Linked DNA regions of Mus musculus: all the other regions are linked to region 2. The links are chromatin loops, found by intact Hi-C in ENCODE. Cell type or tissue: left cerebral cortex. All regions are shown on one strand. Region 1 has its middle 160 kb from the start of Rarb. Region 2 overlaps Rarb (retinoic acid receptor, beta). Region 3 overlaps Gm32121 (a long non-coding RNA gene). Region 4 has its middle 51 kb from the start of Nr1d2. Region 5 has its middle 69 kb from the start of Nr1d2. Region 6 holds the start of Rarb (retinoic acid receptor, beta). Region 7 has its middle 330 kb from the start of Gm32121.

Region 1 (4,000 bases), 300 kb after region 2:
GGGAAAACAGAGATTCAGAAGGGACATTTGCTTAAGGGTGATGTGGGTGATTCACAGTAGAGCAGTGAGACCCCAGCCATCAACACAGGGCTGTGGAAATGAGCTGTAAGAAATGTGGGGGTCAGAGGTGGGGAAGGGGTTGAGATGGCATAATTTCATATGTAATTCAAAAGGAAAGCATTGCCACTGAGTTGTGGCGAGTGATGTGGGCAGAATAAGGCAGTGAGGACGAGGGAACAGAGAACTGAGCAGATGGACAGACAGCCGTTCACACTCTCCAATGCTAAAGGGACCATGTCCTAGAGAGAGGAAAGGCCACCAAGGGGATATATGACCCCACAGATATGACTATATCTGAACAGGAAGTGAATCTTCTCAGTGCTGAGGGCATGTGACTTGTGTCTGGAATACAGTGTGCTATTTAGTGTAGTATGGCTATCCAACAATGCTTTACAGTCTGGGGACTCCCATGGTTCTCCATGTGCACCATCAATGTGTTAACAAGGTTGTTTCTTTTAAGGCTGCCCCCTCCCCCTGGAACTATAGGTTATCTTTAGGGTGTTTGCACATAGTCTCACTCCTGTGTAGGCCTGCACTCATCTCAGTTTTTAATACAGCTACTATAGTGGGTTGGGACCTACCCTAATGATCCCTTTTGATCTCATTACTTCTTCATCCCTCTATCTTAAAAGCAGTTACATTCTTAGGTAAAAGATAAATTAAAACTCACCCTTAAAGCAGGGCTTTCTTTGAATAGCACCATATTTCATCAGCCTGAAGAATTAGAGAGCATTCTCTAAAAAGTTCTCCTGTATTTAAACTCACGAGTAGGTGGGAGGTTTTCTGTAGGCTATAGTGTAGCTGAAGAATCACCCCAACCTTCCAGGGAGGCCAGTGCTTTCTCCCCCAGCTAAGAATAGTGGTGACATCCTTTCAGCCTCCAGGAATTCCCGAGATTCCCTTCTTCATAGGGCCTTTGGGTCTCTTGGTCTCTTGTGGAAGAAATGTTGATGAGTCGCTAAAACATGAATCTTTTGGTTTATTTCCAAAATATTATTTACGGCTCAGGTCATGCCTCTGCAGTGCTTCCAGGAAGCAGAAAGGAATGTCCCAGAGAGGAAAACAATTCCCTGCTTCCTCCCACTCCTTTATTATGCTATAAACATTTGTTAATAGAGCAATTATCTTTTGAGTTGTAAAGCTAAATAAGTCCATGGAAGAAAGGGGTGAGGGGAAAGTACAATTGCTCAGGCTTAATGAAGTCCAGTGAAATGACTCTGAGCAGATGCGAGATAGGAGGGCAGAGCCCTCTTTGGATGAGGCTTACTTAATAAAGGAGAGCATGCCTTGCTGCTGACCCAAATCTCCTTACACCCGGGGCTTGTCGAATAATGTAAACAAGTACAAAATAAAACTATCAGCTAGCACATTTAGCCTGGGCTGCAGAGTGATTTCAAGACCAGCCAGGGTGACTTAGACTGTTCTCAGAATAACAAGTGAAAAGAGGGCCAGTGACTTGGTTTAGGGCTGTGCATCCTTTTCAGACATGTCATGTTGTGACTGCAATGAGCAGGCAAAGCAAGTACATGGAACAATTCTGTTGGCGAGCTGGGCATTAACATAGCCAGCTTTCCCAAACATTTGACAAGTGTCTGCTACTATTTTTAGTTTGTTCCATACACATATTTTGTCTCACAGTTTCCAAGTCAGAAGTCTTCACTGAGAATATGCAGTCAGACACACTGAGAAACCTAGTGGAGCTGGTGGAATATTTGAACATTGGTTCTGAAGATAGCTTTATCCCAGACACAGCACACCCCAAAGGGCCCTTCTGCTGCTCACTGGGGCTGGGTGCACTGTCACTGTGGCTGTATGGCTTCAGTGGTGGAAGAGAAGTGGACTTCTGTCCTTGACTTTGGGGACGATTATTCCAGGAGTTAAGCAACAGAGGAGTCTTGTCCTCCTATCAGAAATGGATGGGCCACAATTGAGACACAGTGGGGAGGCTAAAGAAAAAGGAAGGAAGGGTAAAGAGCATGTCTCCTATTTTTGTATCAAGCCTGAGAGCAGAAGTCTCAATATTGGGCACATGAGAGGTAAATGTTGCTGGGTGATGGATTCTATTTGAAGACAACTTTGGTTCTTCATCATTTCTACTGTAGGGAGCTTAGCTGAGGGTCAGGAAGCATCTCCATTGGAGAAACCCCAGACAATCATGGCACGAATAGATACATCCCTCACAGACTAGCCTGACTCCCACCCTAGGCTCAATAGGGGTAATGTGGCTGTGTCTTGACTTTGATGGACAGCAAAATCATAGGGACATTTTGTGACAAAGAGTTGGATCAAGCAAAATTTACCACTTGTACTGGCTAGTTTTGTGTCAACTTGACACAGCTGGAGTTATCACAGAGAAAGGGGCTTCATTTGGGGAAATGCCTCCATGAGATCCAGCTGTAAGGCATTTTCTCAATTAATGATCAAGGGGGAAAGGCCCCTTGTGGGTGGCACCAACTCTGGGCTGTTAGTCTTGGGTTCTATAAGAAAGCAGGCTGAGCAAGGCAAGGGAAGCAAGCCAGTAAAGAACATCCCTCCATGGCCTCTGCATCAGCTCCTGCTTTCTGACCTGCTTGAGTTCCAGTCCTGCATCCTTTGGTGATCAACAGCAGTATGGAAATGTAAGCCGAATAAACCCTTTCCTCCCCAACTTGCTTCTTGGTCATGATGTTTGTGCAGAAATAGAAACCCTGACTAAGACACCACTCAATGGCATATGTCCCTTAGCTTGCTCTGTAGTACTTGTGGCTTGAATTTCTGTGACAATTTTGTGCTAGATTTGAAATGTGCTTATATATTGAACTTGCTCCTTTTATCAACATGGACACAAGAGACATCACTTCTGTTAAGTGAGAATTTTATATTTAAAAATTTATCATTTTTGTTAAAATGTGAGAACTTTCTTCTTCCCACACTCACTTTTTAATGCATGCTAAATTAATTTTTGTAATCCTGAGGTTCTTGTCTAAGCACTTAAGATATGCTTTTAGAACAGAATAGAGAGAGTTTGAAAGAGAGTTTCATACTGGAGGAGAGGGTGACTATATATAATCACGTTCTGTATTTTAGAAAGCTAGAAGACAGGATTTTCAAATGCTTATAACACAATGAACCAACAAAAAATTTGAGGGAGTAGTTGGGAATGGTACACTTGAACCTGAACACTACACAATATGAACAGCATGCATAAATATTAAAAGATCATAGAAAACTCTACAAATATGTACACATTTTATATGTTAATGTAGCAATCAAAAATAAACTTAGTAATAGAAGAATGGAGAAAGAGATTAAGATTTATGGTTAACAGGGCTGGGTAGTTATGGGTAGTTAACCAATGACTCAGACTAAAACAGAGATAGAAAAGAGAAACTATGGAGATGGTAGAAAATGCATCTGAGTTAAAAAAAAGCTTTCAGAGAGAGAGAGAGAGAAGAGAAGAGAAGAGAAGAGAAGAGAAGAGAAGAGAAGAGAAGAGAAGAGAAAGAGCATGTGTGTGTGCATGCATATGCATCTGTGTTATTGTGCATGTGTGTACATGTGCGAGTATATTTGTCTGTGTGTTGGTGGTCACACTTGTTTTAAGGGTTACAGCTCTGAGAGGAAAGGCTTCCCTGAGGGAGGTGTTGCAGCTTTGAGGGGGAAGGTTTCCCCAGTGGGAGTCATAGCTCTGAAGTAAAAGGTATCCTGGCAGCCAGGAGCCAAGAATACCACAAAGTCACACTGTACAGCAAACTATTGGGAGAGAAGAGGGTAGCTGCCTCTGCTCAGGGAGAAGCAGCAGGAATTGAGCAAGGAGACAGGCTGAGGTAGGTTGTTTTGCTTTTTTTTTTCTTCTTCTTGTTTTTAGTGGGGGGTGGGGGTGGGGGTGGGGGAGGGGGGAGGGGGGAAATGAGTTTTCTAGGGTGGAGATTTCCAGGGTAGGGATTAGTGAGATTTTGAG
Region 2 (4,000 bases):
GTTCTCCACTGAGCTGGGGGACACGCTGGGACTGTGCTCTGCTATATTCCCACTTGAACTTGGGGTCAAGGGTTCATGTCCTTCAGAATTCTCCAGCATTTCCTGAATGAGAGGTGGCATTGATCCAGGAATTTCCATTTTCAAGGTAATTACACGTTCGGCACCTTTTTCAAGAGATAATAGAACACCTGTCAGATAAGGGCTCAGCTAGATACTAAGAAACCAACATTCACCTTCAGGTGTGTAAAAGTTGTGTAATACATGTATCAAGTCACATGTGTCTTTGTTGAGAAGAACCAACTTATTGGAAGAAAAAACTATAAGGTGTTTACTGTGGGAATGTCAGCCACCAGAATGTCAAGTGTGCTTCGAGATCCCAGTTAGATTGGTTCTCAGGCACAGGCTGATCCACCACTGCCTTTGAAAACAGAATAAGTACTAATAGGGCACACTAGAGGTTCTCAGTCTTTAAGAAAAAGAAGTGGAGATGTGTGATGTGCATATTTGATAGTTGCAGTGCTTCAATCAAATTCGGAATATAAAATTTACAAAGAGAAGTCACTGATGAAAGATCAGGAAAATAAAGGTGAAAGGATGGGCAGTTTCCACAATGGAAAGATTGACTTGAGTCACAGTATGTGATGGTTTTCTGCAACCCAGTCCAGCACCAGGTGGTTTCATGCCACCACACCTCACACACCCCCAACATGCAGCTGGTTAGGTGGAAATATGTCAATAACAAAACTACCTCAGAACCATGTGGCTAGCGTTGCTGGACTTACTGCTAGTATGGGGCTTGGGACATTTCTGTATGTGGCTGCTAGTCCTCAGGTCACTGGCGTGGATATATATAGGGTGATAGGAACACACTTTCTCTCTCTCTCTCTCCCTCTCTCCCTCTCTCTCCCTCCCTCTCCCTCTCTCTCCCTCTCTCTCCCTCTCTCTCCCTCCCTCCCTCCCTCCTCCTCTCCCTCTCCTCTCTCTCTCTCCCCACTTCATTCAATTACATCCATTCAAGTACTAGTGTCTTTTTGCTTCTCTTAATCCTGTGGTGGAAATGAACTTAGAATGTTCCCCTCGGCTCCCTCAAACCAAACTACCAAATGAATAAAAAAAGAAAAACAAAACCAACCCACAAAAAAACTAAAAAACAAGAACTGAGGTTTCTTGTCAAGCAAGTTCATTGTGCATTTAAGCACTTTTGTGTCTTGGCTTGCCAAGATCCTGAGGTGTAGAATCTGCTAATGGGAGGGAACATGATATGTAATAGCGTGGCTGGCTGAGTCATCTCGATAGAAAAGTCCTCTGCACTCAGCTATGAGATGCCTCTAGGCATTTCTGTAATTGCCTGAGTTGCCACATAGACTGAGAATCATGAGGCAAGAGTATTTATATCTCTCAGCCAGGCAAGAATTCCTGTACTCAGAAGAAGTGCCTACACCAGAGCTGCAGCCACAGTGACCTTCATTTGCCTAGGGTTGTTAGGGTGCCATGGAAAAATAGGCTGAGTGTATAGAAGCCTAAGTTATTTGAAAAGCTGGAATGAAATGTACGGAATCAAAAATAAAACCTGGAAAAAGGGAGCGGGGGTGAGGGCTCAGAGCTTGCTCTGAAAGTTGCTTGACTGAGTTGGTGCCCTAGAAAGGTCACAGAGATTGAGGGAGAGAAGTGACTCCATGTAATTGTCCTTTAACCTCCAAGGGCATGCATATGAGCCCCAGCAATAATAACAGTCTTAAAAAACACATCATCTCTGAAGAGTTGCTCTTCTACCCAGCCATCCATTCTAAAACAATTATCTCTTAATATCACTGGGTAGTGGTATCTGCTTTCTGCTTTTACTATCTCCCACCAGAGACACCATCAAAATGTCTTCCTTAGGAAACCTGAGGTGCTCTTAACTACACACACATGAGTGCTCAGACAAGGCTAATTCCTTTTGATTTCTATGAGATAGACATCCCAACTTAAGCAATAATGGGACTCCTGATATTAAAATATGGGCTTTAAAAAGCAAAAGTTGGCCAAGCTCTGTTCTGCTTTCCACCTTTGAAGACATACCTTTCGCGCTGATGCTGCGGAGATCTGTGATTTTCATTAAGATCTTTGGAAACATGTGAGGCTTGCTGGGTCGTCGTTTTCTAATGTAAATCTTTAGTGCTTCCAGCAGTGGTTCTTGGAGCTTGTCTACTTTTGTTGGTTCCTCAAGGTCCTGGCGGTCTGGATAGCAGGAGAAAGTATTCAGTGTTTAGTGATCAGACAGGCTCAGAGACTGCTGGCTATCTTTCCTTGTCTCCTATTCCTCCTGTAAAGTGGCTTTATTTGGTGACTCAGTTGTACACTAAATTGAGTAAATGCAATTGCTTTAAGCAGTGACACTTGAAGATGCCCCCTTAGTAAGCTCATTTGATGTCCACTTGCTCAGGCCCAGAGGCAAGAATTACCTCTCATGGCCAGATGGTGTCAGTATTGAGCTGAACAAAAGAACCCTGGGCAGCCTGTAAAAGCCAGGTAGATAACCTTTCCCCTTCATTACAACCATTACTTTTGAACTAAAGTTGGCTTCTGGTTAGCCAGCAGGGGTCACTACAAAGAAGGGGCCATACTTTATTCCAGCCCACCAGGTAGGCACCTGTATGGTGGGGAAGACCAAGAGGTGATTTGAATTCAAATAACATGTGATTTGTGTAGGTCATCACTAAAATGTCCTTAGGCACACAGCAGTACAATCCTGCTTTTACAAAAGCACCTGTTTCCCACAAGAGAAACAGAACAAACTCATTTTGGCATTTCTTTTGTTTTGGCAGAAGGAGCTCAAACACCAGTACTTAGTTTGCAACAGAAAGAAGTACAACGCCTTTCTCATGCCAAAGAACCCCAGTGGAGATCTCTTCTGTGCCTTTGTAATTGCTCTGTTGGGGTCTGGTGACGGTTTCTAAGGAGTCAGTACCTCCACAGATTAAACAGATGGCACTGAGAAGGCCTGTTTCTGTGTCATCCATTTCCAAAGGCAGGAGCTGGTTGGCAAAGGTGAACACAAGGTCAGTCAGAGGACCGAAGCCAGCATTGTGCATCTGAGTTCGATTTAGTGTAAGGCCATCAGAGAAAGTCATGGTGTCTTGCTCTGGGGTATACCTGGTACAAATTCTGAGAATCTGGAAGAAAAAAAAGTATGCATGTACACTTGCTGCATCATTTATGACGGCCTGCCCTGACAGCACTGACCAGATCTATGGTAGAAGAAAAAGGAGCCTGGGTCATCTGGACAGTATGCCCCACTGTTGAGGTTGATAGGAATAATATGTAGGACTCACATTTTGAGAAATAACTTTTTACTAAAATAAATCATCATTTGATTGAAATATCTATTTCTTGAGTACTTACCTCTCAGGCACTAAGCCAGGTACTAGTGCAAAGAAGATTAACAAGATTCTATTTTCAAAAGTTTAGTCAACCAAAAATAAGTAAGGATGATCCTTACCAACTGTGATAGCTAATCTTCATGTCGACTTTATGGGATCTAAACTTGCTATGGGAACACACATACTTCTAGGCATGTCTGAGTGATGGTATTTCACAAGGGCTAAACTAATCAGACAAGATGTACCCTGGATGTGTGTGGCACACACTCCAGAGACTAGGAGCTTTCAGACTGAAAACAACAACAACAACAACAACAACAAAAAGCTGGCATTTTCTTGACTCTGGGTACAATGTGGCCAGTTGCCTCACAGTCCTACATACATGGCTTTCTTATCATTGTGGCTTCTATTCTCAAACCATGAGCTCAAATAGAACTCCCTTAACTTGTGTCTTTCAGATATTTGGTTGTATCCACAGGAAGGTAACTATAAGAAGTCTTTATTAGATACTTAGCATGCCCTATACCCAGTCTTTCAGATGAACATCCTATAGTTTAAGCTGAGGGGTAATGAATCTGACTCAAGGAAAGCCCTCTTATAATACAGTGTGTTTGTAGCTACACAGCCATCATGCCATA
Region 3 (4,000 bases), 970 kb after region 2:
TTTAATTGTTGCTCACAAGATGACATTGCATTCTGGTTATGGCTGGAAAGTCTTTATGGTTTTAAGCCAATGCACTGGGAAGAGAAGATCAGAAGCCTTGTGATTTATTTTCTCTCTTCCTAGCTCTGGTCTCAGAAACATCACGACCTTTTTTTGTGCCTTAGGTTTCTCTCATAAGGTAGATGTCTTTTAGTTCTCCCTTTATTATAAAATTCTATTATAACAGGAAACAGAAAACAGGCAGCTTCCTCTCAGCTTTTTCTGCTAAAGAAGCCACAAATTTCTGGAATAGAGCATTGGGAAAATCCATGGTAACCAGCAAAGCAACACACCGTCTGATTGATCCAATTTTACAAGGAACCTCATGATACTTCATTGTTTTTCACCCTGCTCCTAAACATCTTACATACAGGGCTGGAAAGTGAGCACAGCAGTCCAGATAAGGCCAAATCATGTGTCCTGCAATAAGTGTTCACTGCCTGTTGAATCAAAGCATCAAATTGTTTCTCTAACCTACTAGTGATTTTCAAGAATTTCAACTACATTTGTGAGTAGCATAAGCAATATTTAAAAATCACTTTTCAACTGAGAGGTTTAAGCATTTAGTACACATTGCTTAATCAAGCAACTATGCTCAGTTATCCTTTGTGTTGACAAGAAACACTAATGGCATATTGGCATTTGAATACTCAGTTAACCTTGCCAACAAATAAATGTAACTTTCTATTCTGTTTTAATTTGTAATTATCAGTGGGGCTTGAAGATGCATTATGTTGATTTGAAGTGTCATTTTGTTGCTTGTAATTTTGTGTTTGACTTTTACATAGTGGAATGCTTCACTCATCAGGGCAAATGTTTGCCAGATTAGAGTTTTAGAGGAGAAATGAGCCCTTGTTAGCCCAGTAGATACAGTGTGTATTAGGGAAGCAGGAAGCTAAGGAAGAGTATGAGCCATGCTTGCTTGATTCTGTAGAGAAGCCACAGTGATTTTATACAAACTCATGATGCACAGGAAAGCAGGAAAGCTCATGGTCACAGAAATGATGTAGCAAAAAGCAGCACTTCCTTCATTACTGCTGGAGTTCATTAATTCCAAACACCACTCTGTGCTACCTGAGAATAGAAGCCAACCTGCCCGAGTCCCCACCTTCTGAGGTCAGTTCAAGACGTTTCCAAATCCCAATCTTTGTGTTTGTTTGTTTTCTTTTGTTTTGTTTCCTTTTTTAGCATTTTCTACCAAAGCAACTAATGACTTGTATTTTAAAATAATATCCACGTTATTGCTTGTTCTGATTTTCCGTTCTAGATAAAAAAATTTATAACTGTCTGTATTCCAAAGTGGTACTATTAAGCATCTCATAATTAAGTTTAAGAAATGATTTATTGAGCAGAAATGAAATACTTTGGTCAGAAAAGAATTGCAAGCCCATTTTTCTCTTCTACACAACAAATAAAATATACTTAATCACCCAGAAAACGTCAGGGCAATCAACAGTGACCTCAAAACTAAGTTTGTGGAAATGTCTGCTGGGCTTTGACAACAGACTGTGTATTCAGAAGTACCACTAGAGGGCAGGCGAGGAGAAGGAATCTAAGCCTGAGGTTGCTCGGAATGTATGCCTGCTAAGCTACCCCCATCAGGGTCCTCTCCTTTTTCACCATGCAGGTTAGTGCATACCCCTGCAGTGGACTTTCACACATCTGCTCTCTGTCACATGACATATGGCAGTGTCAGCAGGCCTTATTCACTGCTCATAGGACCTGGTCTCCCTTCTGTACAGAAGGAACGTGGGAGAGATGCTCTCAGGATCACAGCTCCCAGGCTCTTTCTTCATAAAAACCAGCGATCAGCTCCTGCTTAGTACTTGAGCAGAGGCTGCTTCTTGAACAGAACCGGGGCCTAGAACACAAGGCCAGTGACACCATCCAAGAATGAGCTTCAGAGCTGGGATGTACATTTGCCTCAATGCCAACTCCAGTGACACCAGAGCACCCGGATGTGGCAAGGGGCACTAATTGTGCCTCCCTCCTCATGGCTGCTGCACTCAGTGGCCACAGGCCAAAGAACTTAATGAGCCACAGATTCCTAGAGATCATTTGAAACACCTTGTAACTGCAATTCTATAATGAATCCAAATGTGTGTGGGGCACACATGTGTGAAATCAATAAATAACATCATGCTGCACTGTGTTGTTGTACTGTCCCACTTGGACACATAGTTCTTGAATCTCTGAATTCAAATACTTTTTTGCCCAGTGCTTAGTTGTGTGAGTTAAAGTAAGTGATTTCAAGTCCTCTATGCTTCAGATTTTATATCTTATAAAATGAGGCTAATACGTTCAGCATGCTATGAGTAGGACCTTTAAAAGACTTTTAAAATTTGATTTGAAATGTGTGTGTGTGTGTAGTGTAGTGTAGTATAATGAAGTGTAGTGTAGGCATATGTGTACATGGTAGCAGGTGCCTAGGGAGTCCAAAAGATGGCATCAGATCCTTTGGAGCTGGAGTTGCAGGTATTGCAGCTGTTGTGGATGCTGGAAATTGACCCTGGTCTTCTGCAAAAACAGCAAGGGCTCTTAACCACTGAGCCACCTAACAACCCCAGAACAGGGTCTTTCAAAACATTCATGGACACTGGGCACAAAAATAGTCTTACAAAAGAGAAGATGAGTAGTCATCTAAAAGTCTCTGAGTACTTTATTATGCTGCCAATTTATAATTTCAAGTTCAGCTCTTCAGTTTTCTCCTCACTCTGGAAAACCAATATATTCCTTCAAAGTCTCAACCATTTCTGTACTTTGCTGCCAAGTCACTGATCCTAGATACCCCTGCCTATTGCTTATGAGCCATGTCTGACTGTGAAGCTTATATCCTCACTAGGTGCTTCTAATTATGCTGACTCTCAAAAGCTTTCAACATCAGCAGGGTGACTCATGAATCTGAACCCACAGTTTCTGAGACTCTCTGTAAACAGGACTCTCTGTAGCCAGTACATGGCTAGCCAGCTAATGGCATTCAACTGTAGTGTCTTATTTATTTAGGAATCCACTGATACCCAGGCCAAAGTAGTCAACCAGACATGAGGAAGGCAGGTACATATCAGTGTGTCTAATGCTGTCCAGGGGTTCCATGAATAACTAAAGCCTGAGTTAAAAAGAGAATAAGCATGTCCATGTACCCAGTGAACAGGGAGGACCCCTTTATCACAGTGACTCTCAGTGTATAGTCCCTAGACTAGAAATCGTGGCTTCCCTTGAGAACTTGCAAGATAAACAAATCCTCCAACAGGCTATCTGGGGTGCCAGAAACCCTGGCTCCCAGCAAATCTCCTCATGCATTCTACAATTCTGAATTTCTATTCCAAAAATAAACATACCTGTGATTTGCTAATTCTCAGGGCTGCATAATTGACCTTTTTAGATAATTTCAAACAAAAGATGACTCAAAAGTACCACATTGCAGGGGGAAAAAGTTTCCCTCAAATTATTGGCAAACAGAATTTGAAAACCTCTGTCTCACCACCTACCTAGCAATCAACCATTCAGCCAGTAGATCTAAAATTGCCCTGTGCGTGTGGAAGGAAGCTGCAGAGGCCCTGCTGCCTCTTCCTAGGGCTCAAGTGGGGCTCAAGGTGTCATAAGTACATATGATTCAGAATGTCCTCTCTCTCTCTCTCTCTCTCTCTCTCTCTCTCTCTCTCTCTCTCTCTCTCTCTCTCTCTCATAGAGTCTCACACTGTAGTGCAGGCTTGCACTACATGGCAATCCTCCTGCTTCCTGAGTTCTGTTATTCGAAGCATGAGCTACTACTGTATATAAGCTTTCCTCTGATTACTCCCTCCCGCCTAAAGACACGTTGTAGCTAGAGTTGGGAAATGAGAAAAAAGGATGCCTTTGGGCTCATATTTTCCAAGGCATCAGGCCACAGTCAGCCAAGCCTTTGCTTAGGGACTGAGATGAGACAGAGCATTGTAGAATCAGGAGAATCATGATGTGCAAC
Region 4 (4,000 bases), 1.8 Mb after region 2:
TTAATAATTGGGAGATTAGGGCAATGCCTCAGTGAGTAAGAGCTCTTGCTGTGGAATCATCAGGAGCTGAGTTCAAACCCAGCACTAAGCAAAGCCAGCACGGTTAGATATAGCTCTATAACCTCAGTGTGATAAAGAATGGAGACAGAAGAGTAGCTGGCTACGTGTTCTCTACCTGGGGTTTCGACAGCTATTCCAAGACATCCATCACCCAGCTGTTGCTTCAGCTGATCTGTCTGGTTAGGCCTCTCTTCCCTCACTGCTCCATGTGTGTTCCTCCTAAAGCTGTTTGCTCTCTTCCCCAACCTGAGGAAGACCAACTTTCCATCAAGAGTGTGCCAGTAACTGCATGCCCCTGCTAGACTCTCCTGTACATTACCAATCATCACAGTTGACATGGTCATAGAAAAGATGTAAGTGAGAAGATGAATAATGTAAACAACCACCATGGGACAGCACACCACACACACACACACACACACACACACACACACACACACACACACACACACACCAAGAATCCTGAATATAGAAGACCTATGACCCAGCACTCTGCAGTTTGCTGGGCCATCTCTCCAGCCCCCTCTCCAGAACTTTCCCACATTTATCTATTTTTAATCTGGTCAGTAGCACAGGCTGCTCTTTTTCCAAGGACCCAAGATGGGTTCCTAGCACCAACTTCAGGCTCACAAGAACTTATAAGTCCATCTCCACCTTCTGACCTCTGCACTCACCTGTACATTCACAACACACACAATTAAAAATAAATTATTTTTAATAAAAAAAAATTCTGAAGAAAAGCTGTTTTTACAATCAAGTGCAAGAGTAAAGTCTTGCCTTTGGTACATCGCTATAACCCTCAGTAAGCTAACACAAATGACACTCTCTAAATACAACCATTTCTGCTGTAAATAACTTAATTAGGCTGTCAAAACAGCCCCAACCTCTTTAACTAAAATCCCAATTCATCTGTCTCATTCTCACTTCACTTGCAGGCAATGCTGGGGCAATTGCCAGGATCTCGAGTTCAAAGCCAGCCCAGGTCAGACCTACGTGTGGCTTGTGCAGCACTTGGGACTAACCAGCAAGCAACCTAAGTGTCCAGCAAGGTCAATCTCCTCATTCCCAGCTCACTCCCTAGATTGTTCCCGCTGATCCGCAGCTCCAACAAGGCCTGTGGATGGTCTTCATGGTCCTCTGGTTCCCTCTGATTTTCAACCTTTTGATTTTCTCCTCCTCTGAAGTTTTGCTTTTGTTGTTTTGTTTTGTTTTTAAACTATGCTTACAGGCGGCTCAGCTTTTACTTGCGCAGGAACTTTTTTTTTTTTTTTTTTTTTTTTTTTTGCTGTCCTTGAAGCAACAGTTTGTCTTTCCCCTCGACGTCTTTGTCTCAATGTCTGATAAACTGCTTATTTTTTTTAAACAGTTTTCCTTTTGAGCCTGAAAAAACAAACATTAACCAGAAAACGGGCCTCATTTCTCTGAATTGTAACTTGCCTCATTTCTCTGAATTGTAACTTGCGATGAAATCCCTGGTGCTATAGCGCCGCCTTATGGTAAACTGAGAATTAGCAGGTAACACTGCCTTTGACTCCTTGATACAGGATATCCTGATGTAGCCCAGATCTTTTTTTATTATTATTAGATATTTTCTTCATTTACATTTCCCCAAAGCCCCATATACCCTCCCCCTGCCCTGCTCCCCAAACCACCCACTCCCGCTTCCAGGCCCTGGCATTCCCCTGTACTGGGGCATATGATCTTCACAAGACCAAGGGCCTCTCCTCCCATTGATGGCCGACTAGGCCATCCTCTGCTATATATGCAACTAGAGACACAGCTCTGGGGAGTACTGGTTAGTTCATATTGTTGTTCCTCCTATAGGGTTGCAGACCCCTTTAGCTCCTTGGGTACTTTCTCTAGCTCCTTCATTAGAGGCCCTGTATTCCATCCAATAGATGACTGTGAGCATCCACTTCTGTATTTGTCAGGCACTGGCAGAGCCTCACAAGGGAGAGCTATATCAGGGTCCTGTCAGCGAGCTCTTGTTGGCATCTGCAATAGTGTCTGGGTTTGGTGGTTGTATATGGGACGGATCCCCAGGCGGGGCATTCTCTGGATGGTCCTTCCTTCAGTCTCAGCTGTGAACTTTGTCTCTGTAACTCCTTCCATGGGTATTTTCTTCCCCATTCTAAGAAGGAGTGAAGTATCCACACTTTGGTCTTCCTTCATCTTGAGTTTCATGTGTTTTGCAAATTGTATCTTGGGTATTCTAAGTTTCTGTGTTAATATCCACTTATCAGTGAGTGCATATCATGTGTGATCTTTTGTGATTGGGTTACCTTACACAGGATGATATCCTCCAGATTTGCCTAAGAATTTCATGAATTCATTGTTTAATAGCTGAGGAGTACTCCATTGTGTAAATGTACCACATTTTCTGTATCCATTCCTCTGTTGAGGGACATCTGGTTTCTTTCCAGCTTCTGGCTATTATAAATAAGTAGCCCAGATCTTGATGATCTCTTGCCTCAGCCTCCTGAGTGCTGCATTACGGGCATGTCCGACCATTTCTGGCAGGTGTGCTGTTTGGTTTTGTTTTGAGGAAAGTCTTGTTATATGCCCCAGGATGGCCTTTCCTCCCTGGTGCTAGGATTAGTGTGCATGTGTGTGCGGTAAATGTATGTGAGTGTGCTTGTCTGTATGCAGAAGCCAAGGTGAAATATCAGGGTTGTTTTCGATCTCTCCTCTACATTATCATTTGAGGCAGGGTCGTTCCAGCAAACCCAGAGCTCACCTAGTGTCTGCTAACAAGCTTGCTGTGGGGTAATCCCCTGTCTTTGCCTTCCGCGGGTTCTGAGGATCTGAACCACAGCACTCTTGCTGGCATGGTAAGTACTTTAACCACTGATCCATCTTCCCAACCCTAGTATAACACTTCTTTTTCATTTAATTTTTTTTTAGAATTATGCTTGTTTTATGAGTGTTTCGCCTATATGTTTATATGTACACACATATATGGTAATATATGTGTGTACAGTGCCTGTACATTCCCACTGAAGTTATGGGTTATCATGAGCTGCCATGTGGATGCTAGATTCTGTCTTCTGGAAGAATAGCCAGTGCTCTTAAAGTGATCCATCCCCTCAGCCATGGCAGAACAGTCTTGATGCCATTCCTAAAGACTTCAAATCTTCATTATTTCTGTTAAAATGGAAAGGAACAGATACCAGTGAGAATTTGAATGGCTTTTTCTTACTATGGTGGTGCCTCATGGATATCTCTGGATCAGACTGGCCTTTAAGAGAACATCAGCTTTTCTGTTAGGATTGTGACACTGTGACACTTCCTTTAGGAACAGTCATGCACAGGTGGTTATATTGGGACAGTTTTATTGTGTACTCACTGAAGGTATGATGAGAGTCATGGGATAAAGCCTGACTCTCCTTGACTCAAGCCTGTACTGGTGGATTTTTTTAAGCATGTCACAATCATGAAGACTCTATGGCTAAGAAAGCACATTGTGAAAATTTTATTATTTAGAAATTTTACAAGTCCTCATCTTTGCTGCACTGGCTTCTTTACTGTTTATGCTGTGGGCAAGGAAGATATTTGGATTCCAAACAGCAGTCAGATTGATGGAGCTCTGGGCCAGTGAATTCTGAAGCCTCCTCTTTCTCTTATCTACACTGTAATAATGTTTGTAGGAAGGCTATCAGCAAGTAACCAAAGGTATACCTCATGCCCTCCATAGATGACAGTGATGGTACAGGTGAGGAATTCATGGTACCATCTGAACATTTAACCAATGGAATAAGATTAAGACTCTCAAAAAACAGTTTCGATGGAATAGTTAAATTTACTTCTAAGGCTCTGATTCCGGGACTCAGTGGAGATCATCATTTTCTCTAAGGAGGGTCAACTCAGGAGCAAACAGGATGAAGAAGCAGCAGAGCAGCTGGGACAGGGTCCATTGGGACTACATCTACACTGAGTAGGT
Region 5 (4,000 bases), 1.7 Mb after region 2:
AATTTAAATAGTCTAAATATTTAAATATGACTAATTCTGGAGGCTGGATCAGACCACCTCTTCTAATCTGCAGAAGTTTCGGAGATACTCAGTAAAGGCCAACTGTACAGCATAAGAAACTGAGTTTGAATTTCCACTATGAGTGGAAAAAGCACGTCATGACAGAAAGATTTAAGTGAGAATGAGGAAGAGGTATGAGAAAAACAGGAGGGTAGGGGAGGGATTCACCAAAACAAAATACGCATGGAAAACCCATGTGGAATTTTCTATCTTATTTACTGGTTAAAATATATAATTTTAAATATAGAAAGTTTGGCCAGAACTACCCTGCATGAGTGGTAGCAGATAATGTTGTTCCTGAACAGAAATGATTATCAACTGAAAATCTCCCTTTCCCATTATTCTCAGTTGCCCACTAGAGCAACCAATAAGATCTTATTGCTACAAGCATCACATACATTGGTTGCAGAACACAGAGAAACCAAGAAGAACTGACCTGGAAACTTCTTCCCTGCTGGTGAGTTTCATAGTGTCAGAAGGCACGCCACGGGGGGAAAAGCCATCCATGCTCTTATCCAGCATTTAACCCTGCAAGCTACCATTCCCACCTTATAGTTATGAAGTTAACTAACCTTTTTCTGATTGAAATTGAGACCTGCTCCATAGGAGGAAATCCATGTCTGGAACTATAAACCTAAGGAAAACCCTTGGGCCCTGTAAGAACCCACTATTACTGTTTTGCTAAGTGAACTGCCTTCTAAATATTTGTATTCACACGCATACACTAATGCTGATCTTAGCCTTGGTCAGTGATACTTATATTTGCAGTGAGTGATAGTTAATGCAAACACTCATAATTTGTTAGATGCTCAGACCTAAATAGGACATCTACAATCATCCCCACCAAAGCTAGGGCAACATTGTAGAAAGAATATGGAAAGATTTAAGGACTAGAGAAAGGGAAAGAGGTAAATATGCTATAAAACACTTTCTGGACATGGTTTTGCCTTTTTGTGCTCATGAACCCACAGCAACTGTAGTTGCCTACATAAGACCTGCATAAAAAATCAAGCTAGCCAAATTTCTGCATGGATTGGGAATGTCACCCTCCTCCTAATGAAAAAGCTGCTGACTGGCAGCAGCTGGGGGGGGGGGGGAGTCGGTGCTTTGGGGTTTGAGTGGCAGGAGTTGATGGTATGGCCTCTGGTAGGTGCCAGTGTTCCAGAGGATTCCCCGGTACTCATGTGTATACAGGCAACACTAACTGGGCTCAGTGGGTAATAAAGAGGAGGGTGAGGAGAAGATGGTGACATCTGAAAGGATATGTGACCTGTGTTGGGGGATCCAGGGCAAGCTGAAAAGTGGCATGGAGGCTGACGCATGTATAAAACTCTTGATTAATGCAGTAAAGACCTAAATGATGGAGAAGCTAATCAGCCAGGCTTGATTTTCACACATTTTGTGCACCTGTCTGGTTATCACAGTACTTCCTAAAAGTATACTTTTGGGGCGAGTTTTTTCTTTTCTTTTATCTTTGTATATTAGTCTTTGTATATTATCTTTGTATATTAGTCTTGCTCTGTAGCCTGGAATGTCCTAGAACCTATTATGTAGACTAAGCTGGCTTCATGTGACTTAATCCTCCTGTTTGTTTCCTGGGTTTGGGGATTATAGGCATGCACTACCATACCCTGCTTCCCTGTGATTGTAAGCAATTATATATGCTACATATTTTTAAATAGACACAGTCAAAAGAGATACTATCACACCCATAACTGGAAACAAACTCATATTTTCAGCAAATAATAAGAAAAGATGAGCTCTTGTTGTACTGTTGTTGTTGTTGGTGGTGGTGGTGGTGGTGGTGGTGGTGGTGTGTGTGTGTGTGTGTGTGTGTGTGTGTGTGTGTGTATTGCTTGTTACCCTAGTACTCACTATGTGCAACAGGCTAGCCTTGAACTCATAGAAATCTGTCTGCCTCTCTCCCTGCCTTCCAAACACTGGGATTGAAGGTGTGCCTACCATGCTCTGCTAAGAAATATAACCTCTTGAGAACTAAAACTATTGTGTCAAGATTCAAAACCTAAGAGGTTAAAAAAGATAAATCAAGGCAGACATTGTCACACATGCCTGTCATCCCAGCACTCAGGAGTCAGAGGGAGGAGCATCACAGAAGTTGACAAATCTGGGCTACATAAGCACACTCAGTCTCAAGATAAATAACTAAGTAAATAAGGAGATCTCCCTAGAGATAAACAGAAGACAAAAAAGGTAATAGAGAGTGGTGCTCAAACTGGAGAGAGGGCTCAGAGACTAAGAGCACTGACTGCTCTTCCAGAGGTTTTAAGTTCAATTCCCAACAACCACGTGGTGACTCACAACCATTTGTAATGGGATCCGATGCCCTCTTCTGGTGTGTCTGAAGACAGCTACAGTGTACTCATATACAAAATAAATAAATAAATAAATAAATCTTTAAAAAAAAATAAAGAGTGTTGTTCACAATCAGTGTGGGGTCCAGTACATCAAGAGAAGTTTCCAGAGGAAGGGGAAGGGAAATCACTATAGCAGAGGAAGTCAGTGAATCTATGAAATCGGAATGTCAACAGCATAGAGGAGACAGAAACTTCCTGGATTCCTAGATAAAGGAGATTGAAAGCATATCAGGCCAAAGAGCAGACTCAGGGACAGAGCCCCTGGCAGTGGTGGTTAACAATGGGAGTGGAACCCACAAGTATATGTAGGGCAAATAATAGCTCTGGGAGAAAATAACCAAAAGAAACCTCGATGGAAGGAAATGCACATTTTTTTTCCTGAAATAGTAAGAGTAGAAAGTCAGGGCAGAGCAACTGTCAGTTCTTGTCCTGTCTGTCTGTCCTCATCCTTTTCTGCCAAAGGCAAAATGTGAATTTTCTGTCCTGAAATCAGTTTCTGCTAGCTTGGAAGCAACAGCAGGGGGCTTTGCAGAGTGCCTGGCCTCCACTAACACCTCTCCCAGTCTGTGCATCCCAGTTTACTGTGGTCAGGATCCCCTACCCTGTGGCTGTTATTTTTTTTATCATTTTTTGTCTCTTACAGACCACTGTCCTCTGGTCATGACATGACCATTGCCATCTAGAAACCAAAGTGGCTACAGTTAGCCTCACAAGACCCCAAAAGGAGTGGCTAGAAGGTCATTAGACCTTCACCTGAGATTCCAGCCACTCACTAACTAGTTTCTCCCATGTACCAGATGCACATAATCCTGCCTCAGCAACAAATGATCCAAGGAGCTATCAGCTTTTATATACGTTTGTGCTTATTACGTTTCTATAGCTGTAATAAACACTCTAACCAGCGGGCCGCAGAAGCAACAGAGCTTGAACAAGGTCCCTTCAGGCCTTCATCCTCAGCCAGAAGGAAGAGCTGAGACCCAGACCTCTGTGAACTTTCCCCGCCAGAAAAGAGTCCTCCTCCAGGGAGGGCTCTGACCCTGGGACTCAGGCAAGATTGCCATCTTGCCATCGCTGGTCTCTCAGAGACCAGTCTGCTCAAAAGAGCATGCGGGCCACAGAAGCAACAGAGTTTCTTGGACAGGGTCTCTTTGGGCCTTCATCTTCAGCCAGGAGGCAGAGCTGAGCTCCAGACCTCTGTGCATCTTCCCTGCCAGAGGAGAGCTTGCCTGCAGAGAGTGCTCTGACCACTGGGACTCAGGAGAGAGTTGGACTCCCAGGAGTGCTAACAGAGGCCAACAAAATTACAGGAGGAACAAGCTCCAGCCAAAGACAGCTAGAACATTAATACCAGAGATTACCAAATGGTGAAGGCAAATGTAAGAATCTTACTAACATTTCAAATGCTATCCCGAAAGTTCCCTATACTCTCCCCCTCCCCTGTTCCCCTAACCAATCACTCCCACTTCTTGGCCCTGGCATTCCCCTGTCCTGGGGCATATAAACTTTGCAATACCAAGGGGCCTCTCTTCCCAGTGATGGCTGACTCCTACCCGGGAATCCATCCA
Region 6 (4,000 bases), 140 kb after region 2:
CTCGGCCGATCCAGCCAGGGCGGGGGTTCCCGCACCGATCCCAAGTTCTCCCTTCCAGGCGACGCCCGCGCAGGCCTCCGGGAGCGCGCGGGTCCTACCCCGCCGGTGCCCAGACGCTCCCTGCCCGGGTGGCTCGCGTCCTCTGCATCCCAGTCTTGTGGCCGCGGCGCACGGGAACTCTGGTCCCCCCCTTTGGCAAAGAATAGACCCTCCTGCCTCGGAGCAGCTCACTTCCTACCACTTCTGTCACACGGAATGAAAGATTGAATTGCCTAATATATGCGAGTGAACTTTCGGTGAACCCTTCCCGGGCTGCTAACCTTCAAATGACCCAACCAGTCTGACATCACCAACTCCCAGGATTCTCACAGCGCTTAAAAACTCCCAGCAGCCCTGCAAGAGCCTTCAGCCAGCGAGTCCGCGGCCAGCCGCGCGGTGCTCCCCACGGCTCAGCGTGCAAACAATGCCAGGAGCGCAGGGAGGAGCGGGAGTGCGGCTGCGGTTTGCGCCTTTTCATCGGCCGGCCCTGGCAGGGAGACCCTCGCCCTCAGCTCGCCTCTGAAATTCCTCTCTGCTCTCCTGTTCCTGGCCAAGCCCTTGCAACTTAGGTATCTTTCCACTCCCGTAAAAGCACTCCGCAAGCCCCGAACTGCCCATCAGGAGCCCCGCCACCGCTCGCAGAGGGAAGCCTCTGGGGCCGGGAAACTTTCCATTAAGCCTGCCGTCTTTTTATTCCTTCTTCATATTATTATTATTATTATTATTATTATTATTTCCTCCCTTTTTCTCACTCTTTCAGGCTTTAGCTGAGCTCGCTGAAGGGATTGTCCTAGCTCCGGAGGGGAGAGAAAAGTCCCTTCTGGGATCTACTTAGACTTTAAAAACCCTGCAGGCAGAAACACCTGGAGCAGTCACAGATTAGTTGCACCAAACTCTGTTCCTAATCTCACCTTTCTCTTCTTTCTATCCACCACCTCCCTCCCCCCACCCCCCACCCCCCACCCCCCATTGCCAATCGCACTCTCACAAACACAGAAAGTGAAAGGCAAAACACAGAGACTGAGGTGTGTGTGTGTGTGTGTGTGTGTGTGTGTGTGTGAGAGAGAGAGAGAGAGAGAGAGAGAGAGACAGACAGACAGAGAGAGATATAGAGACAGAGAGAGACAGAGAGAGATATAGAGACAGAGAGAGACAGAGAGAGATATAGAGACAGAGAGAGACAGAGAGAGATATAGAGACAGAGAGAGAGAGACAGAGAAAGAATTTTAGATTCTGGTTTGCTGGTTGGTGAAAACAGTAACTCTGTCACTGGCCATCTGTGTGTCTAGGAAAATACTGATTTTCTCTAGGACCCAGTTTTCTCATCTGTATACCATCCATAGAACGTAAATAACTACCTGTCACTTCTCAATAAACACACAAAAGGAATATTAGCAGTGTCTCAGCCTCCTGTTTCTAGCTGTGGGACTTTTGCCAAGGATACCCAGACCTTCCTGAGGCTACAGTGTTCAGCAGTTAGTAGACTTGTGCCCTGTCTGAACCCACGCCAATCCTCAGTCTATGCACAGAGTGTTGGTGGCCACTTCGTCAGGCACAGGTCCCCACACATAACGTGGAGTTTGAAAATACTCCTCATACTGGGCAAGTATGAGGGTTTTATAATTCTGAAAGCTAGACTTGGCTCAGACCACCCCTGTCCAATTATACCTGTTTTAAAAAAATACAAATAAAAAACCTAATCTTCAGACAAGAGGATTTCTCTTTTCTTTTTTTAACTGGTTACACTGACTCAGCCTAGGGGAAGGAGCAGAATTTTTTTTAGTTGTTCTCAAAAACCCAGAGGCAATTAATATAGATGCAGCCAAACAGCCAGCACTTTCAAAAAGGGAAGCCACCTGCAGCTAGCTTCCAACTTCTCCATTGGAAAGAAGATGCCGGGCAGAGCCAGACTCTGCTTCCTTCTCTGCCAAGCTGGGAATTCTCCCACAGGAGGCTGGCAAGGAAATGGGTGGGGAAGCCCTGACTCCTGTCTTCCTTTGTGGGCAGTGCAGGGAGGGAAGGACACTGACACACAGGGGAGCCTGTCAGGTACACCCACCCTTGCTGAAATGCCCTTCTGACTAGTTTGCTATTATTTGGCTGTCCTGGCACAGGATGGGAGCATGCTGCACACTCCTCCTTAGGGAGTGAGTGTCCCTAAGAAAGCCCTCTATACCTGCAGCATAGGAAGCTCAGCGTGCTGAAGGGAGAGCTCTCACTGGAAGTGCACACTGTTTTGCTTTCCTTTCTGTAGCCATTTTGTTAGAAACTTGTCAACTACAAAGACAACACACATTACAAAGCGACCACTTAACTGACCACCACTGAACAATTGTAAAGATACAAAACGCTGGGCTATGTGTGACTTTCTGCTTGGCCCAAGAGACTTACTGTCCCTGAATGCTTCCTTGAGGTCTTGGGTTCCCTGGAAACAGAGTCACGAGCACCTAGTATTGGAGGTGGAGGAAAAGGTATGGGCAGAGGGGAGAGGAACTGAACAGAACTGAAATAAGTTAGAGGTGAGAAAGCTTGGCACCATGGCAGATACCTGTGTCTCAGGTGCCCTTTCTCCAGGAGGCTGCTGCACTTCCTTGTGGAAATTGCTAATAATGGTCCCAAAGTGCAGGGAGGCAGTGGTCATGGGAAAGAGAGGTTGAGCCCAGAAATGTCTTCCACAATATTCCTCCTTTGTGTGCCTGTGTGTTGCTAAAATTCCTTTTCTTCAGGAGACCTAAGCAATATTTAACCCTTCTCCTAACCCTATGGTTCCAAGGACAGAGGTCAGTATTACTAGAGGTCACTCTAAGGAACTTTGAGTTTACTGGGCTTCCTTACAAAGCATAATTGAAAAGTCACTTACAGGGATGTGTGGGGGTGCTCCCTCCCTAACTAGGCACTCTTGGAAGGTCTGTACTTCAGCAGAGAAGACAGCTTCCCCACAGCTATGTAGATGAAGACCACATTCCTCATATATTTAAGGCCTTCCCCAGGCCATGGGCAATTAAGGCAGAGTTGCATACAACAGGTGGTGGGGGAAGATGTCACCCTCCCCAGTCTTTCCTGGGGTGGAGCAGTATTATCAACAAGCCTAGCTAGGATTATCCCTTTGCAAGGGGACATAGCTGAAATCCCCAAGATAGCAGTTGCTTGGCTGAAAGGATACAGTCTCTAGCAAGGCTCTTTGTGGTTGTGGTGTGGTGATTGCTTGTGATTGGGGAATTTCTTTTTTTGCACAAGGATAATTTAGATTTATAATCACCTCGAGATTCTTTTAATTGTAGAGAAATGAACTTGATCAGTATTTAAATCTGCGTGGATGGGATATTATGGACTTCTTATAATGTAGTGGGACTCATAGTCAGTGAGTCATTTCTCATCATGGATTAATTACACCATTGGCAGCGATTGAGGCTATTAGGAAGTATTAATTCAAAAGCGGACTCAAGTTAACCACATTTCTTATCATTTTTTGGTCAGTAAATCTTCTCCCACCTTTTGAAAACATGATTCTTCTCTGAAGTCTTTCTTTTAAATAGAAGTAAGGAAAGCACCAATGAACATACACTATAAGTATATGCTCATGTATGATAGTGACTAATAAATATGGTAGAGTTAAACCTGAACCAATGTGTTCACAGTGACGCGTAAAGGAGTGACATCACTAAGTCTGATTTACATAGCTAGAAAGAACCGTTCCCATACCCTCCACAGACACCTGTTCTAACATGGACACCTCTTCTATTTTCTCTATTTGATCAATGGTCTAATGAACAACAAGAAAAACCAAACAAACAAAAATCCCCAAAAGTTTGAGAGTCAAATTCATTTTGTTTAAGAGTCACTGTGTACTTGTTTGCCAGTGTGACACAGCACATTTGAAAACCCTAATCATAAAGCATGGATTTATAGCCAGAGTTCAGGATCTACATCTGTTTCTCTGGGTTTGAAGCAGCAATTACCT
Region 7 (4,000 bases), 640 kb after region 2:
ACCTGAAAAAATGCTCAGCATCCTTAATCTTCAGGGAAATGCAAATCAAAGCAACCCTGAGAGTCCACCTCACACCAGTCAGAATGGCTAAGATCAAAAATTCAGGTGACAGCAGATGCTGGCGTGGATGTGGAGAAAGAGGAACACTCCTCCATTCTTGGTGGGATTGCAAGCTCGTACAACCTCTCTGGAAATCAGTCTGGCGGTTCCTCAGAAAATTGGACATAGTACTACTGGAGGATCCAGCAATACCTCTCTTAGGCATATATCCAGAAGATGTTCCAACTGGTAAGAAGGACACATGCTCCACTATGTTCATAGCAGCCTTATTTATAATTGCCAGAAGCTGGGAGGAACCCAGATGTCCCTCAACAGAGGACTGGATACAGAAAATGTGGTACAATTGCGCAATGGAGTACTACTCAGCTATTAAAATGAATGAATATATGAAATTCCTAGGCAAATGGATGGACCTGGAGGGCATCATTCTGAGTGAGGTAACCCAATCACAAAAGAACTCACATGATATGTACTCACTGATAAGTGGATATTAGCCCAGAAACTTATTATACCCAAGATACAGGATACAATCTGCAAAACACATGGAACTCAAGAAGAACGAAGACCAAAATGTGGACACTTTGCCCCTTCTTAGAATTGGGAACAAAACACCCATGGAACAAGTTACAAAGTCTGGAGCTGAGACAAAAGGATGGACCATCTAGAGAATGCCATACCCGGGGATCCATCCCATAATCAGCCTCCAAACGCTGACATTGCATACAGTAGCAAGATTTTGCTGAAAGGACCCAGATATAGCTGTCTCTTGTGAGGATATGCCACTGCCTAGCAAACGCTGAAGTGGATGCTCACAGTCAGCTATTGGATGGATCACAGAGCCCCCAATGGAGGAGCTAGAGAAAGTACCCAAAGAGCTAAAGGGGCCTGCAATTGTGTAGGTGGAACAACAATATGAACTAACCAGTACCCCCCAGAGCTCATGTCTCTAGCTGTATATATATCAGAAGATGGCCAAGGTGGCCATCATTGGATAGAGGACCATTGGTCTTGCAAACTTTATATGCCTCAGTACAGGGAAATGCCAGGGCCAAGAAGTGGCAGGAGGAGCATAGGGGAGTGGTGGGGAGGGTATGGGGGACTTTTGGGATAGCATTGGAAATGTAAATGAAGAAAATATCTAATTAAAAAATGTTAATCCCTTTACAATCTCCAATATCTTTTAAAATCCAAAGTCATTTTACAATTAATAGTCTCCTAACTGTGGCCTCCACTAAAATAGTTTTTTCCTTCAAGAGGGAAAATATCAGGGCACAGTCACAATCAAAAGCAAAAATCAATCTCTAACCATCCAAAGTCTTGGATCCAACTCACGATCTTCTGGGCTCCTCCAAGGTTTTGGGTCACTTCTCCAGTCATGCCCTTTGTAGCATATGCGTTGTCCTCTAGGCTCCAGATGCCTGTACTCTACTGCTGCTGCTGCTCTTGGTGGTCATCTCATGGTACTGGCATCTCCAAAACACTGCATGAACCCTTCAGTCCGTCAATTGCAACTGAGGCTGCACCTTCACCAATGGGCTTCCGTGGCCTCTCACAGTGCTGAGCCTCAACTGCTCTGCGTAACCCCTTCATGCCTTCAAAACCAGTACCACCTGGGTGACCCTTACACATTACCAAGTCCCACTGCAGGAGGACAACCTTGGCTATCTCTGGAACACAACCTCTTTGTACTTTCAGAAAGCACTTCACAGAAGATGTCACCTCAATGACGCTGATCTCCTCTTAATCACCGATAATTTCTTAGCTCCAGCTAACCAGCATCAATAGTCCCAGTAATGCAAAAGTTTCACTTTAGTAGTTCTGGTATCTTGTTAATCACAGCTGATTTTTCAGCCCCAGCTAACCAGAACCACAGAATCTTCCCAATCAAAATAGCAATGGCCTTGAAAAGAGTCTTTAATTTTCCCTCTGAAATTTCACAAGCCAGACCTCCATCTTCTGCACTGTTCTCAACATTATCTTCCAAGCTCCCACACAACATCTGACAGAGCTCTTAACAACGAATGGATCTTCAAGCCCAAAGTTCCAAAGTCCTTCCACAGTCCTCCCCAAAACACGGTCAGGTTGTCACAGGAATGCCCCACTATGCTGGTGCCAATTTGTCTTAGTCAGGGTTTCTATTCCTGCACAAACATCATGACCAAGAATTAAGTTAGGGAGGAAAGGGTTTATTTGGCATACACTTCCATACTGCTGTTCATCACTAAGGAAGTCAGGACTGGAACTCAAGCAGGTCAGGAAGCAGGAGCTGATGCAGAGGCCATGGAAGGATGTTCTTTACTGGCTTGCTTCCCCTGGCTTGCTCAGCCTGCTCTCTTATAGAACCAAGATTACCAGCCCAGAGATGGTCCCACCCACAAGGGGCCTTTCCCCCTTGATTACTAATTGAGAAAATGCCTTACAGTTGGATCTCATGGAGGCATTTCCTCAACTGAAGCTCCTTTTTCTGTGATAACTCCAGCTGTGTCAAGTTGACACAAAACTAGCCAGTACAGAATTCTCTAGAATTATAAAGAAAAATGAAATTAGAGTGTGTGAATACACTTGGAAGCACGTGAATAAGGTGGCAGAGTCTCAGAGAGAAATATTGCCTATTCTCTCTCATTCATTGAGCCAAATTGTTTATGTTTGAATATTTGTACACATGTGTATGAGAGTGCAAGTAGAGACTATGAAATTGAGAGGGGAAAGCAAGGAGGGAAAAGAGTGATTGAGGAAAAGGAGGAGAGCCATACAACATATGTTATGAGAGGAGAAAGGACAGTAATAGAGGTCAATGGGTATAAAGGTGGAAGATGGGAAAGAGGAAGAACAACAGAAATAAATCTTCTAAAATGACTTGAAGAAACCTGATTCTTTTGGACTAATTAAAGTAAATTTTTAGAGAAAAATCATATAATTTAATGGAAAAGACAACATTTGTTCACTGAAACTAAGACACAATTCCCCATATAAATAGAACCAAGCTGGAATGTCTATGGCATAGTCACTCTATCACTGCCATTTAGAAATTGATTGCTGTCATTTGTGCTCTTGATTTAACCCCATGGAACTCAGAGACACCAAGCTTTTATTGGCAGAGGAACATTATGTTCCCCAGTCTGTTTACCTTTTCCCTCCTAGATAATTTTCTAGATAAAGTAATGCTGCTGGTTGCCCATAACATAGTAAATACTATCACAACATGATCACCAGACGAAGTGGCACTTAGGCTCACATCAACTCATGCTGCCATTGCACAGATATGCCAGGACAGGACTCTTGTCCTGCACCATTCACTTGACTATCAAGGATGTAGTAATGATAGGCTGCAGGGATTTGCTTTTTCAATATCCATGCCCTATGTAGCTGACAGTCACAGATGTATTTACCTAGATTCAAACTCCAGCCCTGTCTACAACTTCTATTTGTGTGGCATTCCATGAGTTTCTTTACCTCCTTGATCTTACTACACATTTCTCAAATGAAGGCAGAATCTATCAAAGAATACTCCAATGGGGATTAAACAAGACATTGGTATTTAATATTTAATACACAGTTAGGTTCCAGCCAGGCATGGTACTTGTGATTACTATCCCTATCGTTTGGAAGAAGGGTAAAGACCATCATGAGTTTTAAGCCACCTTGGGTTATATAGTAAGTTTTAGGGCAGTCTTGGATAAACAGTGAGACCCTGTCTCAAAGAAAACAACAAAAAATATATTTAGAACACATTTGAGTCTTATATAACTATTATTTTAGCAAACAATTATCTGCAGTTCATCAAACACTGGTCAATGTCGGAACTCATGGGGGTTCTCATGTTTAGAGAACATAGAAGACAGGTCAGTATGTAACTGGGATGTAAGTCAGTGGGCCAAGATATGTGACTTCCAGGTAAAGGCTGTGAGCTGCCCTTCTATCATGGCTCTTCTCCCCATTC

The links. Peaks named below come from ENCODE experiments on the same cell type or tissue, not always from the same donor. Only the 100,000 strongest peaks of a DNase experiment are listed, where the experiment ranks them.
Region 1: a loop joins it to region 2, with 4 times the contacts of the local background. A loop is called at or near these places in 3 of 42 quality-filtered maps.
Region 3: it touches region 2 in a loop (5-fold over the local background); 21 of 42 quality-filtered maps call a loop at or near these places.
Region 4: a loop joins it to region 2, with 7 times the contacts of the local background. A loop is called at or near these places in 10 of 42 quality-filtered maps.
Region 5: a loop joins it to region 2, with 4 times the contacts of the local background. A loop is called at or near these places in 9 of 42 quality-filtered maps.
Region 6: it touches region 2 in a loop (2.2-fold over the local background); 12 of 42 quality-filtered maps call a loop at or near these places.
Region 7: it touches region 2 in a loop (2.3-fold over the local background); 3 of 42 quality-filtered maps call a loop at or near these places.

What each region holds. Positions count from the first base shown.
Region 1 is chr14:16,734,263-16,738,262 of GRCm38, forward strand. It overlaps a transcript of Rarb not described here. Among named protein-coding and RNA genes, the nearest start is that of Rarb, 160 kb to the left of the region's middle. In left cerebral cortex, no CTCF peak of the experiment used is centred here; DNase peaks (open chromatin) are centred at 1,690 and 3,728.
Region 2 is chr14:16,432,104-16,436,103 of GRCm38, forward strand. It overlaps Rarb (retinoic acid receptor, beta), which reads right to left. Exons shown (of 8, transcript NM_011243.2): 6 at 2,951-3,155; 7 at 2,062-2,220; 8 at 1-164. Among named protein-coding and RNA genes, the nearest start is that of Top2b, 69 kb to the left of the region's middle. In left cerebral cortex, a CTCF peak has its summit at 2,453 (motif pointing right); DNase peaks (open chromatin) are centred at 1,334 and 2,463; H3K27ac peaks cover 1,245 bases.
Region 3 is chr14:17,401,313-17,405,312 of GRCm38, forward strand. All of the region lies in intron 1 of Gm32121 (a long non-coding RNA gene), which reads right to left. Among named protein-coding and RNA genes, the nearest start is that of Gm32121, 4.5 kb to the right of the region's middle. In left cerebral cortex, a CTCF peak has its summit at 1,567 (motif pointing right); DNase peaks (open chromatin) are centred at 1,634 and 2,888.
Region 4 is chr14:18,185,689-18,189,688 of GRCm38, forward strand. No RefSeq gene overlaps it. Among named protein-coding and RNA genes, the nearest start is that of Nr1d2, 51 kb to the right of the region's middle. In left cerebral cortex, a CTCF peak has its summit at 1,556; a DNase peak (open chromatin) is centred at 1,545.
Region 5 is chr14:18,167,651-18,171,650 of GRCm38, forward strand. No RefSeq gene overlaps it. Among named protein-coding and RNA genes, the nearest start is that of Nr1d2, 69 kb to the right of the region's middle. In left cerebral cortex, a CTCF peak has its summit at 2,397 (motif pointing left); no DNase peak of the experiment used is centred here.
Region 6 is chr14:16,575,227-16,579,226 of GRCm38, forward strand. Rarb (retinoic acid receptor, beta) reads right to left here and starts at 250. Exons shown (of 8, transcript NM_011243.2): 1 at 1-250. In left cerebral cortex, CTCF peaks have their summits at 375 and 2,032; DNase peaks (open chromatin) are centred at 375, 1,507 and 1,889; H3K4me3 peaks cover 869 bases; H3K27ac peaks cover 794 bases.
Region 7 is chr14:17,071,832-17,075,831 of GRCm38, forward strand. It overlaps a transcript of Rarb not described here. Among named protein-coding and RNA genes, the nearest start is that of Gm32121, 330 kb to the right of the region's middle. In left cerebral cortex, no CTCF peak of the experiment used is centred here; a DNase peak (open chromatin) is centred at 2,118.